Regions from separate parts of the Mus musculus genome. Here region 1 is linked to region 2. A link is a contact called in ENCODE POLR2A ChIA-PET data. All regions are on one chromosome and are shown on one strand. Each heading gives the region's core, a stretch centred on a gene start or an enhancer-like site at or near the end of the contact. The rest is flanking DNA. Distances are from core to core; before and after follow the strand shown. Region 1 holds the start of Fiz1 (Flt3 interacting zinc finger protein 1). Region 2 holds the start of Sbk2 (SH3-binding domain kinase family, member 2).

Region 1 (3,366 bases), core at 384-2,883, 50 kb before region 2:
TGTGATTCTACAAGTGGCTTTGCCTGAGTCTGTTTCCTTCTCTATAAAGTCAATATACCAAGGTTGTTGGGAGAATCGACAGGAATGAGGAAGCTTCAAAAATGTCCTTAGTGCACAGTCTAGAAAATAGAAAGCTCCAGGACTTTCCCCAGTGCCCACAAGATCCCAGGATAGTAGGAATTGAGTGTACTTGGGGTCAAAGGTCAAAGGTGCAGCTAGCAGCAGATTCTGTCGGGGGACCCTGCACCCCTCTTTTTATTATTTTATTGTTTGGTTGGTTTAAAGTTTTGTGTGTGGTGTTGGCTATCCTAATCAGGGCCTCACACATACTGGGCCTGAGCTACACCCCCAAAACTTGCACCCCCTTTTAATATGCACATAGCATGAGGTCCACACAGAAGCAACTTGTCCAGGATCATATGGTTCGCACGATGAGGAAGCCTGGACAAGAAGCTGAGTTTCTGAAACATACCTATGAAGTGACAGAGTGGCTCTTCGACCCTCTCCCACCCACAAGTCCGGTACGACGCGTGCCTGTCAGGCGCGAGTGGCCCAGCCCGCAAGCGGGGCGGGCCCTCAGGGTACGGTGGCCAATGAGCGGCGCGGGGACATTGGTGGCAGGGGCTGCCAGAAGGGGGTCTGCGCGCGCGAGCCCAGACCGCTCGGCGGGGCGCGAGGTCGACGTGCGCAGGAGAGAGCAAAGAAGCTGGGAACAGGTGCCGGGTGCGCGCTTATGCGCGCGCGCCGGGACCACCCTCTTTCCCCCATCCCCCCCACCCGGGCCCCCCGCCTCTGGGTACCTCATTTGCATGCTGCCTGGGCTCGCGTGTGTACGCGCGCGCGCGCCGGGGGCGACGGGCCGAAGCGTGGGAAGGGGCGGGAGAGAGGGGGCCCAGCCCCTAGGCGGCGGCGGGGCGGGGGTGTGGGAGGTAGCAGAGCGTGAGCTGGACCCCGCCCCTCGGCACGGAAGCCGGGGGCCCCTCCCTCCCTTCCCTGCTGCCAGCGCCCGCGGGGAACAAAGAGGATGCCCTGGGTCCCAAGGCCCCGACACGCTAGCAACAAATGCGCCTGCGTATCAGGCGCCTTCGTGTGCCCAGTGACAACGCACAAAAATCCCCAACCACCTGCAAAAATGCCTTTCCTCCCACGAAGCCTTCCCAACCCGGTGACCCAATCAAATACAGGTACCGGATAGATGAGAAGCGGGAAATGGCTGCTAAGTGCCCCTAATTAATATGGCGCCCATCAGCTTCAAAGAGCCATGGAGTTAAAGTAGTAAAATGGTGCTTGGTGTTTCCTAACTCTGAACAAGTTTGACCACTTGGATTTTTCTCCCTCTTCCCGCATCCTTCCCAGCAGAAGTCAAAGACTAGAAAAAAAAAGCAATCTTATCTAAACACATCTATGTTAACTCTTTGTAACCGCACCGTGGGCTACGAAATGCTGCACGCTGAGAGTATTGCCCTTAGTCTATATGGCGCCGCGGGTAACTTAGGCCCCGCCCCTGCCCTGCCCTCAACAAAGATGGCGCTAGCCTAGCTTCTTTAACCTCCGCGGCTGGAAATAGGAAAGGAAAACACAGAAGGGCGGGGCGGGGGCGGGATAGAGAAGCCAAGAAGGAGGGGTAAAGGGGGGTTGGGGGGGCGTAGAAGAGAGCTGAGGCGGAAGTCGAGAGGCCCCTCAGGTGGAAGTGACGCTGACCCCGCTACCCAAAATGTCGGCGCCCAGAGGGAGGTGTAAGTAATTAAACAGGAAAGCGGACAGACTTTCCCGGCCCCCCGGAGGCCTGCCTGGTCTCCAGGACCTCCGCAACGCAAAAGCAAGGTGGTCTTGCCTAGTTCCTGGGCCGCTTGACCTGCCCCCGACTCGGGCGCCCGAGACTGCACCTTGTAGGGGCAGGGAGAGGGGTACAAAGGGCCAGTTTTCCGGGCCTTGTTCGCAAGATCGAGCAGGGGTGGGGGTGGGGGCCGGCTGCACCAGACACCGTAGGGCGCAGGAGGGGCGGAGCTTAAGGTGGTCGGGGCGGGGCAGAACTGGAGGAGTAGCTTGTTGAGGCGTGGCTTATAGTTGGAGGGGAGGGGTTTCAAGAAAGTGTGGAGACTGGTTAGAAAATGGAGAGGTTTATATAAAGTGGGGCCTAGCAAAGAGGCGTGAATCTCATGAAATGGGGGAAAGGGCCTTGGTTGAAAAATTGAAGAAACTTCGTAAGATGAGGGGAAAACTGGGGTCCAGTAAGACAACAGAGGCCCAGAGTATGTTGTGTGAAGTTTGCCTGAGGTGTGACTTAAAGAAAAGCTTACCTTGACAAGGGGGTGGGGGTGGGGGCATTAGCGGGGCGGTGGTTGCGCACGCCTTTAATCCCAGCACTTGGGAGGCAGAGGCAAGCGAATTTCTGAGTTCGAGGCCAGCCTGGTCTACAAAGTGAGTTCCAGGACTGCCAGGGCTATACAGAGAAACCCTGTCTCGAAAAAAAAAAAAAAGAAAGAAAGAAAGAAAAAACAACAAGACAAGACGGGGGGCGGGGGGGGGGGCAGCGATCTAGGTGTGCAATTTGGAAAGTTTTAGTGGAACTATCAGGTTTTTATCACGAAGGTAAAAATGCTTGGGGGGGGGGCTTGGCGGCAAGCTAAGAATATAATAGCGAAGTAGAGGTGATTATAGAAAAATGTGACTTATTTGAAGGAGAAGTTAGGTGGGATTTGGAAGCAAGTCTCAGTGAAGATTTAACTTAGAAAAGTCAAGTTAACTAAGAAGCATATGAGAATAAAGAAACTAAGAGGAACTTGGTCAAACTGCTCAGTTACGTCTTTCCTGTGCCTCGGCTTTCCTAAGTGCGTTGTACAGCTTGCTACAGTTTTACTTAGCTCACACCATCACTGTATGAAGGAAACACTGGCATTCCCATTTCATTGGTAAAAAGGTTTTGTTTCTGAAACTACAGAACTAGTGTGAGCTCCCTAGAAGCACGAGGTGAAGGCACTTGTTTAAAAGAGAATCAAGAGCTTAGGGAAGAGAGGGAGGGGCTTGAAAGAGGCAGCCCACGCCCAAGCAACAGTAGGAGGGCCTTAGTCTGTAGTGCGCAGGCTTGGAGAGGATTGAGGGAGAGCTTGAGAACACCTTTTGAAGAAAACAACGTGGACGTGGCTAGGAAGGTTAGAGAACGAGGAGGCTTTGTAAAGAGTGGGAAAATTTTAAAGGGTAGTGGTTGCAGCTCGGTGGTGGGGGTGGCTTAGCACTTTGAGAGTCTACCTGGGCCAACTGCTTCTGAGCCAAGAGAGCCGAGGGAAGGGATGGCCAATGGAGAGGTGACTCTTACTGGTGTCTCTTTTGTACTCCAGAGAAAGCCCCAAGCCACCTCCGGACCTT
Region 2 (3,208 bases), core at 494-2,993:
CCACCACCACCACCCACACACCACCACACCACTGCCGACAGACACCCACACACCTTATATGCTCCACCTAGCACCTTTGACTTCCATCTTGTCCTACAGAAACGTTCCCATCCCTGGAGCCCTCCCAGATACCTATGTCTACTCTTCCTGTCCTTGTCACAAACATCTGGTCTAGACCCTTCCATCTTCTATTTCCACAAGATGCCCCAAGTTCTCTGGTTATGAATAACCCAGCTCCATCTATATTCAGGGACCCATCAATCCTGAGAGCCAGGACTAGTTTCATGGCTCTTCCTTGTCCCAAACAGCACACAGACTCCAGTTCTGTGTGTCTGGAGTCCCCAGCTCCCAGCAGAAACTAGAAACATCACAGGAATTTATACTTAAAAAATTTTTCAAGTTTTTCTGTATCCCAGGATGTTCCCTCACTAGGTGGCAGAGGGTAACCTCGAACTTCTGATCATCCTTCGTCCACCTCTCAATGCTGGGATTACAGGCCTGTGTTATGATGGAGATTTACACAGTGGTGGATATGAGCTTCCAGAGGTTCATGCAGGGAAAACAAAGACTGCAGCCAGAACTATAATCCCAACCAGGAACCTACACTTTCTAGATTTAACAGTGAGTTCACCAAATGAACCATGGTGCCCCGGACTGGACTTGGGAACAGGAAAAGGACCTTGAGGACAAAGATGGTGGGTAGGATGGATGACTATTGTTGAAAGCTTTGCTAATTTAGTGATGAATCTTGGGTAAGATGCTGACCTTGGGGCAAGCTGTGTGAAGGGTCCAAGGGACCTTGGCAACTGTGTGTCTTTTACAACTGTGTGACCTTTGTGATTGTTTTTGTAAAACTAAAAATATCTACAAAATAAAAAGTGTATTTTGGACAATGAAGTGAACCCACGTGGTTCTCGGTGCTTTAAACCCAACAGCTGTCCCGCAAAAGGGGTACAGTCATCCTCGATCCCCAGCTGCTCTGCCACCTGTTTCTGGTCCCCAGTCTGAGGTCATTTCTCATGACATCATTTTAGAATCCTCTCTTATTTTGTTCCTAAACAGGACCCCAGTGCATGGCTCCTGGATACACCTCTCAAAAGATTTGTTTGTCAACAGGGCGCCAGAGTCAGGAGCTGAGGAACAGAGCAGATGGGATCAGATTAAAGAAAATCCGAGACCTTTTGAGGGAAGAGGCCAGGGGCTGCACCCCTAGATCTGAAAGAAGGCTAGGGTCAAGATCCTTGGGTCAAATGGAGGAGCGCTGGATTCCTGAGTTTGAGGAAAGCAGTTTCGTTCCGGGGATTCCGGGCCTGAGGAAGATGGCTGGGGTCTAGAATCCTGGGCCTGAGAGAGGAAGGCTGCTCCGGATCCTTGAGTCTGAGGGAGGAGGGCTGGGGGAGGGGATCTTGGATATAAGGGAGAGAGGATGGTACCTAGACCCTCTCTAGTCTGAAATAGGAGGGATGCATTCTAGATTCTTCCATCTGAGGAATGAAGACTGGAGTGTGGACTCTGAAAGAGAGGAAGCAGAGCTGGGGTTTGCATTTCTGGGTCTGATAGAAGGCTTCCTGAACCCTTGGGTCCAAGGGAGGAGAGCTAAGCCACACTGGTGTGGTCCAGCCACAGCCAGTACTAGGATTCAACACACGATGTCGCTCTGCCCCCAATGGGGGGCAGAAGGGGCGGGGCAGAGGGCGGAGCTTTACGAACCCCCAGAGTGAGGGCGGGACTTGCTCCTGAGCAGTCTGATGCTGGCAGGAACCCCCGAAGTGCAAGGCGCTAACTGCAGTAGGCAGAAAGGGATCAGACAAGCCTTGGAGAAGGCGAAGTCTGGAGCTCTGAGCCCAGGTCAGAAGTAGGGCAAGGTTAACCGGCCTGAGGGAAGGCTGCAGTTGAACAGGAAAACAGGTGGCAAGAGTCCTGGCCCCTCGACAGGACAAGAGACACCTTGAAGCAATCGAGTGCTTTAGTGTTGGGGACAGAATCCAAGGCCCAAGTTGTGTGAGTTTTAGAAGTTCCTGGGACAGTAATAAGTTATGATTTGAAGCCCTAGTCTGAGGGAGGAGGGCTGAGGGCTGGAACCCTGGGTCTAAGGGAGGAGGCCCGAAGTCTGGAAGCTTGGGTCTGAAGGAGGAGAGCCGAGGTCTGGGACCTTGGATCTGAGGGTAGATGGATGGGGCCTGGAGTCCTGGATCTGAGGAGGGAGGGCTGGGGTCTGAGCCCTGAATTCGAAGGAGGAGGGTTGGGGTCTATTTCTCTGGGTGCTGGGGTCTCGAGCCCTGGGTCTAGGGATAAGCTTCTGAGCTGTGAGACTTGAACCACAAAATGATTGAGTGCTAAAGGCTTGGGACAGGTCCAAGTGACAGCTACAGGCAGGACCCGGGTGTCCCAAGCTGTGGAGAGCCCCACCCTTCCCTGGAGGCAGAGAGCACCTGTTTTCTCTTTGGAGAGAAACCGCTCATCCACTCTGGGCCCAAGTCTGTTTGCTTTGGAAACAAGATGGGGGGTGTCTCGATGACTTGGTTCATCTTTCACCCTCAGGCCACCAGGTGGCAGTGGGAATGGGGGGGGGGCATCTGACCTCTCAGTTGACCTCACCTCACACAAGTGACTGTTTTCCACTCCTCAGGGTCTCTTACTGAATGGAAATGAGTCACAATAAGAAGTGGTGATGAGAAAGTCCAGGTCTAGACTTCTTCCTCAAACCTAGAGTCCATACCCCAGCCCTCCTCCCTCAGACCCAGGAGTCCAGCCCTCAGCCCTCCTCCCTTAAACCTTGAGGTCCAGACTGTGGTCCCCTTCCCTCAGACTCTGGAGCCCAGACCCTGGCCCTCCTCCCTTGGACCCAGGAATCTAGACCCAGCCCTCACCCCTCAGAAGTCAGGTTTCCTTGCTCTTCCTCCCCTAGGCATAGGCTAGCGAGCTCTGAGTCCTGGGTCACAGTCCTTTTGTCTGTCTTGCAGAAATGCCAGGCAAACAGTCAGAAGACAAGCCAATGGAAGTGTCAACTGTGGAGGATGGAGGTGATGAAGGCCTGGGAGGCCTAACGGTAGAGGAGCTGCAGCAGGGGCAGGAGGCTGCTCTGGCCTTGGAGGACATGATGGCTCTGAGTGCCCAGACCCTGGTCCAAACTGAGGTGGAAGAGCTGTACGAGGAAGTGCGTCCCCTGGGCCAGGGCCGGTTCGGCCGTGTCCTGCTGGTTACTCAC

The links. ChIA-PET counts read pairs that join two places held with the same protein, here RNA polymerase II (POLR2A).
Region 1: POLR2A ChIA-PET joins it to region 2 with 12 read pairs in embryonic stem cell. The contact joins the promoter of Fiz1 here to the promoter of Sbk2 in region 2. POLR2A ChIA-PET finds 5 or more read pairs at or near these places in 4 of 5 experiments (Patski and embryonic stem cell).

Annotation. Positions count from the first base shown.
Region 1 is chr7:5,012,995-5,016,360 of GRCm38, reverse strand. It overlaps Fiz1 (Flt3 interacting zinc finger protein 1), which reads left to right and starts at 1,633. Exons shown (of 3, transcript NM_001110329.1): 1 at 1,633-1,736; 2 at 3,339-3,366. It overlaps Zfp524 (zinc finger protein 524), which reads right to left and starts at 853. Exons shown (of 2, transcript NM_025324.2): 1 at 801-853.
Region 2 is chr7:4,962,941-4,966,148 of GRCm38, reverse strand. It overlaps Sbk2 (SH3-binding domain kinase family, member 2), which reads left to right and starts at 1,743. Exons shown (of 4, transcript NM_001146329.2): 1 at 1,743-1,848; 2 at 2,964-3,208. The coding sequence starts at 2,966. It overlaps Sbk3 (SH3 domain binding kinase family, member 3), which reads left to right. Exons shown (of 4, transcript NM_001200041.1): 4 at 1-889.